Linked DNA regions of Homo sapiens: region 1 is linked to region 2. The links are chromatin contacts, found by Hi-C in ENCODE. All regions are on one chromosome and are shown on one strand. Each heading gives the region's core, a stretch centred on a gene start or an enhancer-like site at or near the end of the contact. The rest is flanking DNA. Distances are from core to core; before and after follow the strand shown.

Region 1 (4,808 bases), core at 1,403-3,902, 820 kb after region 2:
AACAAATGAATCTTAATGTCACCGCAAACTAGTGGAGGTAATGCTATGTGAAGAGGGGACAAGAGAGAAAGGTAGAGGACATTTTTCAAACAGCCAAGAGAAATGACGGTGGGACTTTATACCCTTAATGCAATCAACGATCACAGAGCCAATTCTACCCTTCAAATGCAGTTTTGTTTCTTCTTGTTCAAAAATTAGATCATTTGCACAGTGGCAAGAGGCAGGGCAAACAGACGAGAGACAGCCTGCCCCCGTGGTTCAGTCTGTCCAGAATTCTACCTGTTTACAGAGACCACTGCTTATATATAAGTCATGCTATTGGGTTTAAAGTGTAACATAGGCATAGAAAGAGAAAGCGATGGCTTCTCAGACATTTTTTCCTAAGGTTTAATGAGAAAAAAAAAGTTCAAGAAAATGAATGAAAAGGCTTCTGTGAACCACTCGAATCATTTCATCGCCTTCAAATAAAAAAAATCGACTTTGGTGGGAGAAAACCAGATGTCCCCTGAACCACTGAAGGAGCTTCTAAACACTGCCTTTTTCATCCACAAAAACACTAAAACAAAAAACGTTTGGCCCTCACTTAATGAAGCAGCATGCTGATGAAAGCTGACAAGAGGAAGGTGAGTGTGTGGCTGGGAGACTGGGCGTCTTTGTCTCCGAGGTGTGTGGGGCTGGCTGCTCCTGCCCACGCAGCGCAGAGAGGCCTGGCCCCAAACCTGACAGCGCTCAATGGAGCATGCAGCGTTCCTACCCCAACCACAGCCCACCCGACAGCGGCCTACCATGGGGGAGCGCCCGTAGGCCACCACGGCGGCCGCGGCGGCTGCGGCGCTCATCTGGGGCGACATGTTGTGTAAACTGGCGTAGGCAGCGCCTGGGCTGGTCAGCTCGCCGTTCATGCCAGCGTGGGGGACCATCCCAAAAGGAGCAGGATATGGGCCGGGCACTGCCAGGGGTGTCCTCAAGCCAGCTGCTGAAAGGAAACACAAGCCGCACATCATTCAACTGACCCACTCCATCAAACCTGACCAGCAAGTCTGGCCTCATCATTTGTTAGTGTCACTCATGGGGAGAGAGAAAGAGGTAAGGCTTCTAGGGGAGGGGGAAAATCACCTCCAATTTATACACTGGATCCCTCCTTCCCCAGAGCGAATGCATCTCCAGGAAAGAAAAGACTCCAGGGGAAGCACAACCCACACATTTTCTCATTTGTGTAAATGGCAGCACCAGGAAGCCAGGGGAATTAAGAGTATTCCCTACCCAATTTACAGAGGGCAAACCAAGGCACAGGCACCAAGTGTTTACCTGACTTAATCTCAAAAGAAGATTTTCTCGATAAAATCCAAGATTTCTCTTTCAGTCCGAACTTTCCATTCCCTGGTACCAATTCCAAATGAAAATCCAATCCTGGATTTACGTAAACCAAAGCACGGGTTTAGGAGGAATATTCTGTTGCCTATTTTCCTTTGGGCCCAGGTTGTTGCTTTTTTCCTTTCCCACTGGGGAATATCAGGTTGCAAATTATGAGTTTTTTAAGGGCTGGAGTCGCAGAGAAACCCTCCTAATTTCTACTGCAGGAGAGACCACTGATTCCTGAAGCCTCCCCTAGCAGAAAACCAGCAAACTATAGTCTGCAAGGAGCACGGTTGGGCCAGCCAAACCGCTGTTTCAGCCAGTATTAGCAAAGTCAGACGCACAATGCTAGTTAGGTGGGGAGGCTTGTGTTCAAAATAATTATCAGAAACTTTACTGAAGTCCCTAGGATTTGAATTATTTAAAACTAAAAGAAGGCTGGGCAAGGTAGCTCACGCCTGTAATCCCAGCACTTTGGGAGGCCGAGATGGGCAGATCACCTGAGGTCAGGAGTTTGAGACCAGCCTGGCCAACATGGTGAAACCCCGTCTCTACTAAAAATACAAAAATTAGCCAGGCGTGGTGGCAGGCGCCTGTAATCCCAGCTCTTTAGGAGGCTCAGGCAAGAGAATCGCTTGAACCCAGGAGGCAGAGGTTGCAGTGAGCTGAGATCCCGCCATTGCATTCCAGCCTGGGGGGGACAAGAGCAAGACTTTCGTCTCAAAGCCCAGGAGGCAGAGGTTGCAGTGAGCTGAGATCACGCCATTGCATTCCAGCCTGGGGGGACAAGAGCGAGACTTCGTCTCAAGAAAAAAAGAAAAGCTGAATGTAAACAGTTGGAGACTGAACAGAGTGCAGCTGCTGAAACCCCAGGACAAACATCTGTTTCTTATCATGGCTTTTTCAGAGATAGGAAGGAGGGTGGCCCTACGTACATTTCATATTTGTAGGGCAATTGCGTCACAACATTAACAGACAACAAATCAAGCTGGGAATGGGAGAAACCAAACAAAGCACAACAAGAGGCGATGCTGTACCCGCTTGGTTAACGAGGGGGTCTATGGCTGGAGGCTTGCCGAGACCTGGACGGAGGCCTGGAGTGGCGCTGGTGCCCGGCGTTGGCATGTCGCTCCGAGGCGTTGGTGTGCTGGATTTCAGAACAGGCGTGCTGGCTTTTTCATGCTGGTGTCATTAAACAAATTAAATGAGTATTATTTTTAATCCAAGCCATATTACACAATTTATCACAACAGCAGCTGGGACACTGGGCACCTTCTAGCTACTCCCTCAGCCAATTTTCATAAATCCACACAATGTTGACAGCATTAACTTGTGAGCGAGAAATGTTGACCTTTCCTCTTCCTGCCAGAATTAAAACTCGAGCTAGAGACACAGAACATGATCACACTTCTTCCTCCGCAGATTTTATTTTAAAAGTATTTTCCATCAGCCTTGTGGACTTTGGGTCTACGCCAAGTTAGAAAGATGACCACCCAGAGAATATTTCCCAGGCACTCAGAAACACATGTCCTGGCCGCCAAGTCCAAGGAAGACCCCTTTTCTTTTCTTTTTTTTTTTTTTTTTTTGAGATGGAGTCTCACTCTGTCACCCAAGCTGGAGTGCAGTGGCGCAATCTCGGCCTACTACAAGCTCCGCCTCCCGGGTTCACGCCATTCTCCTGCCTCTGCCTCCTGAGTAGCTGGGACTACAGGTGCCCGCCACCATGCCCAGCTAATTTTTTTGTATTTTTAGTGGAGACGGGGTTTCACCATGTTAGCCAGGATGGTCTCGATCTCCTGACCTCGTGATCCACCCGCCTTGGCCTCCCAAAGTGCTGGGATTACAGGCCTGAGCCACCGCGCCAGGCCAGAAGACCCCTTTTCAAGTCTCCTTTTTAGGTAGCCCTGGGATTGAGACAAATGGTGAGAGAGAGTGGGGCCAGTATCTCAGAGACAAAAGCCCCAGGGCTAACCTTACCAATATGCCTAAAAAGAACAACACTTTGGAGTTAAGAGTCACTGCCCACTTGCCTACATAACCAAAGTGGACCCACCAGTGCAGATCAGAGACTGAACACCAGCAAGGGGCCTTTCGGAGACCAGACAGTAACAGGGTTACAGGGCACCTTCTCTGGCCTTTCAACCTTTCATGTGCTTTACAACACAGTCCAAGAACCACTACAGCGTGGCAAAGAGCACGGGCTAAAGAGAGCTCTTTCTGACCTTGGATCATGAGCCACGGCTGTGTAGCCTTGTTAAGTTATTCATCCCTCCCAACCGGTAAAATGGGATAATGCCTACCGGGACCAGGTAAGGATTAACTGAAGGGTTGTTATGAAATGTTATTGTTAAAAGATGATGCAGTCTACAAAGTTTGATTGAATGAGTGACCACATGAGTGGGTTCTGATGCACCAGTTCCTGGCTTCCCCTGGGGCCTCCTTTGTGCATCACTGATCTGACGAGCTCCATAATATCGGGGCATGCTCTATGACATGCCCCGATATTAAGGATCAGTCTACCAGGTAAATGACCAGCCTAAGAAAATGAAGACTTAAGAATCTCGGAAGTTTGAGGCCAGGTGCGGTGGCTCACACCTGTAATCCCAGCACTTTGGGAGGCCAAGGCAGGCAGATTGCCTGAGGTCAGGAGTTCAAGACCAGCATGGCCAACATGAAACCCTGTAATAAGCCAAGATTGCACCACTGCACTCCAGCCTGGGTGACAGAGTGAGACTCCATCTCAAAAAAAAAAAAAAAAAAAAAAAAAAAAAAAAAAAAAAAAGAAGAAGAAGAAGAAGGCAATGAACATGGATGCGTGTACACCCTCTCTAATGTATGGTGGTACCAGGCGTGGTGGTGAGTGCCTGTAATCCCAGCTACTGGGGAGGCTGAGGCAGGAGAATTGTTTGAACCTGGGAGGTGGAGGTTGCAGTGTGCCGAGATCACGCCACTGCACTCCAGCCTGGGCAACAGAGTGAGACTCCGTCTCAGAAAAAAAAAAAAAGAATCTCAGAAGTTTGAACCATTTGTCAACTGGGAAGTTTCAGAGAGCTGTGTGGCAAGAACATATCCCCCAAGTAAGACGGCAATGAGGCTGGGCTTGTAATCCCAACACTTTGGGAGGCTGAGGCGGGTGGATCAAAGAGGTCAGGAGTTCAAGACCAGCCTGACAAACATGGCAAAACCCCATCTCTACTAAAAATACAAAAAAAAAAAAAAAAAAATTAGCTGGGCATGGTCGCGCGCGCCTGTAATCCCAGCTACTCAGGGGGCAGAGGCAGGAGAATCGCTTGAACCCAGGAGGCAGAGGCTGCAGTGAGCTGAGACTGCACCACTGCACTCTAGCCTGGATGATGGAGTGAGACTCCGTCTCAAAAAAAAAAAAAAAAAGAAGAAGAAGAAGAAGAAGGCAATGAACACAGATGCGTGTACACCCTCTAATCATGGCCGAA
Region 2 (4,340 bases), core at 1,719-4,218:
TTTGGAATTAGCTCTCAAAAGAAACTGTAATTATGAACAGCACCCATTCAAGGAACATTTATAAGTCCTTATCTCACTTGACTGCCTTGCACACTTAGAAACAACTGAACAATCTTCTGGAAGCATCTTTTTTTGTGTGTGGTAGTCATATACAATTATAACTTAGCTTTACTTCTGTGAATTTTTAAAATCTCTGTCTTTCCCTATGTCCTACTAAAGTGTAAAGTCAATGAGGGCAGAGATCCTGTCTTCTTTTTTTTATGAGGGCATACTCAGGGCCTAATACAGTGAGTGCCTGGCACAGAGTAGGTGCTCAATAAATACCTCTGCATGAGTGAATGCAAGTATCACTTACCTTATTACATAAAAATCATTTTCCTACATTGATCTTACCCCCACATGGTAAGCTTCCAGATGGCAAGGAAAAGGAATTATTTTGTATTTAGAGTGCCTAGCCCAGGGATTCAATTTTTGTAAGAATAAAAGCTAAAACATATCATTTTCCATAAATGTTTGCATCATTTTAAGACCCTTACATGTGTGATTTAATCTTTCAATGATCTGTGAGATTTAGAATTTCCCCCTATTTTGCAGATAAGGAAAATGAGGCACTAGAAACTTCACAAGTATTTGTTAAACTGAACCATATGCTCTAACGGCAGACATACAGAAAAATGAAGAGGAATAGCTACTAATACTGGGCTGGAAATACCTCAAAGAGGTGGCAAACCCCAACTCTGTCCATGTCTAGGGATACAGTGTGCTAAGTGTGTATTCCCTCCATTCAACTAGTACAGGTCTGTAGAAAACTGTTCTGTGTTCCTGGGCCCTCTACCTGTCTCACAAGAATGTCTATCTACCCTCTACCTGGTCTCACAAGAATGTCTATCTACCCTTTGCTTCCTCATCATAGTCGTCTACGTGGAAATACCCCCTTTGTTCAGCCAGCCCACTGTTCTGATTTATTTCTTCTGCTCCATTACTTTAAGGTCTGCTCATCACATTAACCTAAATCCCTGGTGCAAGTCCTGACACACAAAAATATTCATTCGTTAATGAACACATCACCTCTTAATTTCCTAGACAAAGACTTTCTTGACTATCAAAAAAAAGTAACTCGTCCTTCATATGTTTCATGCTATATTTTGCTCTTTGCTACATGTAAAAGTAAAAATAACAATCTAAACTACAGCATGAATGTGCAATTACATACTGTTTTTCACAGTTTTAATGTTTGTAGTCATGGAATTTGATTTTTGGCCTTAAAACTTCAGAGAACAGAGGTTAAATATAGTTAACCAACTTAAAACCATAGCCTGTGCTTCAAAATGGGCAAAATAAGAAGTGTATTGGTCACTTATTTGACCTGGATGATGATGATGAAAAAATAATAGCTTAGTAAATTGTCCTGCTTGGGAATTACCACAAGATAGAAGATGGAGACTATCAAATGTGAATCCAGAAATTATAGAGTTGGAAATACACCAAGACATTTTGAAAATAATCCTTACTTTTACAGAATGTGCTGTTTGTAGAAAGTTCCTTGATCAGTATGATTTTTTGCTCTATTCTCTGTCTATCGATTCAATATGCGAGTCCATTTAAATTTCCCTTCATCACGTTAAGATCATAGAGGAAATTGCGTACCTCAGGAACCAATTAAAGCTTAACTCACCTTCTTCTGACCGTCCCTCAGCAGCTGTTCCCAGAGAAAGTTGGAGAGAGCTCAAAGAAAAACTGCCTTGGAACAGACTCACCTGGAACTCATAGACTCCATCCGAGTCTGCGCTGCCAGGGGCCTTGGCGTCTGTCTCTGAGTTGTCATTTCATTTAGCCTGAGTGTGGTGTTCTGTACTGGGTGCTAAGGGGAATTTAGGGCATAGATTAGACATAGTATTTACCCTCAGGAATCTCACAGTTTAATGGAGGAAATAAGATAAACACACAGTGAATTAAGAGAAAGTAGATACATATGTACACATAAAAAATATTGATTTAAGTTTGGGAAAGAAGAGGACATAGAGGCAAAGGGTTTAGATGCTAATTAGAAAAGTCTTGCTGATCAGCCTTCACATGAGTCTAAGTGGAAGGAAAATTCTCTGTGTGCTGAAAGAAAAGGGACAGCTGTTCCAGAGAGGGATTTCTTTCTTTTCCCCCACCCCCACAGGGCCTGGATCAGGAGAAGCAACTCTGTACTCACGGACTATAAATCACATCCACATGACTGACCACTTGGGTCAATGGATGATGCCACGGAGATACTTTCCCTTGGCCTTCTAGTAATCTTGGATTAGCCTGGTTAGCATGTATTATTTTCTCTGTTCCTAGCTCTTCACCTGTCAAGTGAGTTAATGTAAAATAGTTTATCTCTTTCATTAAAAACATGATGCTGGTCTGTTTGACAAAAATGCTTATATTACCCACTTTTGAGGAGGAATATGTAATTTATATAGGATGAATCTAATATAATATTTGCTCTCCTAAGGCCTGTATTTTTCCAGAACTGATGGCCAGGACCATGCTTGACTTTTGGCTTAGGATGGCACGCATAGGAAGTAGGCACTTAGGCTTTGCAGGAACGCTGCTACCCTGGGGAATTCCAGACAACATCACCCAAAGAGGTCTGCACAGTTCTGTGTCACATTGCTGCATTCTTATACTCCTCACATTCTGTTGGAATAACATTATCCCATTGAACAAACAAATTAAAACAAAACAAAATAATTTTTTTAAATTTCCAACATTTATGGAGTTAAAATGCTCTCTCTCTCTCCTTTTTTCAATTTAATCAGAGGCTGTTTTTTCTTCCCCCCTTGGTGGGGGGAGCTGGGGGAAAAGAGACAGATGGTATCGTTTGCAAAAGGAAAGCTGAGAAGTTACTCATATATCTTTCAGCTTTGTGGCAAATGTGATGCCAAGATTCTTGCTTGGAGTGTATACTGCAATACAGGCACAGAGGCGTACCAGAAAGGGTGAGGCCAGCGCATGGAGGGCAGTGCAATAAATTGCTGTGGGCTGATCCAACACCAGAACATGTGAGCTATTAAACTTTGGCAGCTATTTTATTTTTCCCTTATGGAGTTTCAGACCTGTCTTGTACACTGAGATAGGTTTCATCTGGTTAAAACTTGTGTCGTATTTAAACTTCCTTCAGATCCATGGAGTTGGAGGGGAAAAAAAAAAAAAAATAAACCTAGCATATCCCATAACACACTGAAATGATGTTGGGGGTGGGAGAGGGGCAGTAATTGTGCCCAGATAATGTTGTCATACTTTGTAAAGCCTTTAATGCTGGAATTTATTTATTAATGATGCATGGGTTATTACCCACCATCTGTCTTGTGTTAGCAGTGGGCTGTTTCAGATTATGGTAATGTGTTTCTGATTTGAGTTGTGTTGAAAGCCAGAACAAGGCATCTCATGTGCAGTCCTCTTTGAGGCCTGCTGTTTTCAATTCCTCTTCACATAAAGGGCTTTTATTTGATTTGTTATGGGGATTTTTTCTTCTGTTGCCAAAACAGCTGCAAGCCTGGAAGGGAATAAGACACAGAGCCACATCAAACTTGTTAGCTTGTAAAAAAAACAGAATGTTCCAGGAACCAGAAAAAAATAGAAGGATGTGGGAGAGTGTATGGAAAGGAGAGGAGAGAGAGAGAAAGAAACTTTAGTAGCCTATTTGGCTTTCATATTTTAAAATGTATACAGATATATTTTGTTACTTAAGTATCATAGGTTAAATTGCATTGTATTTAATTTATTATGCCCATTCACACCAAACAGAATGGCTTTCTTTTCAATTGTTTTAGTAGTCTGTTTGCTAGCACAAAAGCAATAAATAAAAGTCCCCAATGAGCTAGCTGCCCTTCCTTAGGCATCAAAGCAAACACCCAGTTGTTTAAGCTTGATTTTTTAAAATGTACCGAACACATTCATATTTGTGCACAAAGAAAAAAAGGAATAAGTAACAGACATCCTGATCCAGAGTTCTTTGTCTCTGTTTCTCCCTCTCGCATGGCTATGGGTCAGCAAACTTCTAGATCACTGCTACCCAGGAGCAACGTTGATGGAAATGCCCTATGTCTTCTGTCTTCAATATGATAGCCACGAGCTACTTAAGGCTACTGAGCACTTGACATGTGGCCAGAGTAACTACCTACATTTTTAATTTTATATAATTTTAATTAAATACTTACATGTGGCTAATTGTCATTGTCCTAGAGAGTGTAGTTCTAGAATTAACTAAATAAGAGGCTATTTCTTCCCTCTGATATAAAGTAAAAGTCATCGCATATTAGTTATGGCTACAGCTTACTTTTAACCTAAAGAATTTGTTTGAAAGC

The links. A loop is a pair of places that touch in the nucleus more often than their neighbours do. Pooled maps may share reads with other maps.
Region 1: a loop to region 2 is called in a map of transverse colon, with 11 times the contacts of the local background. The contact joins two enhancer-like sites. A Hi-C loop is called at or near these places in 2 of 168 maps with a recorded cell type or tissue (sigmoid colon and transverse colon) and 6 of 50 pooled maps.

Annotation. Positions count from the first base shown.
Region 1 is chr9:81,610,984-81,615,791 of GRCh38, forward strand. It overlaps TLE1 (TLE family member 1, transcriptional corepressor), which reads right to left. Exons shown (of 20, transcript NM_005077.5): 12 at 2,394-2,538; 13 at 786-976. Among named protein-coding and RNA genes, the nearest start is that of TLE1, 76 kb to the right of the region's middle. Within about 2 kb of position 2,653, at least 17 of the 41 ENCODE cell types and tissues checked have a DNase peak (open chromatin) inside an H3K27ac peak, as active enhancers do; they include transverse colon, where a contact is called at or near this core.
Region 2 is chr9:80,795,048-80,799,387 of GRCh38, forward strand. No RefSeq gene overlaps it. Among named protein-coding and RNA genes, the nearest start is that of TLE1, 890 kb to the right of the region's middle. RefSeq lists enhancers at 2,738-4,010, 3,161-3,672. Within about 2 kb of position 2,969, at least 9 of the 41 ENCODE cell types and tissues checked have a DNase peak (open chromatin) inside an H3K27ac peak, as active enhancers do; they include transverse colon, where a contact is called at or near this core.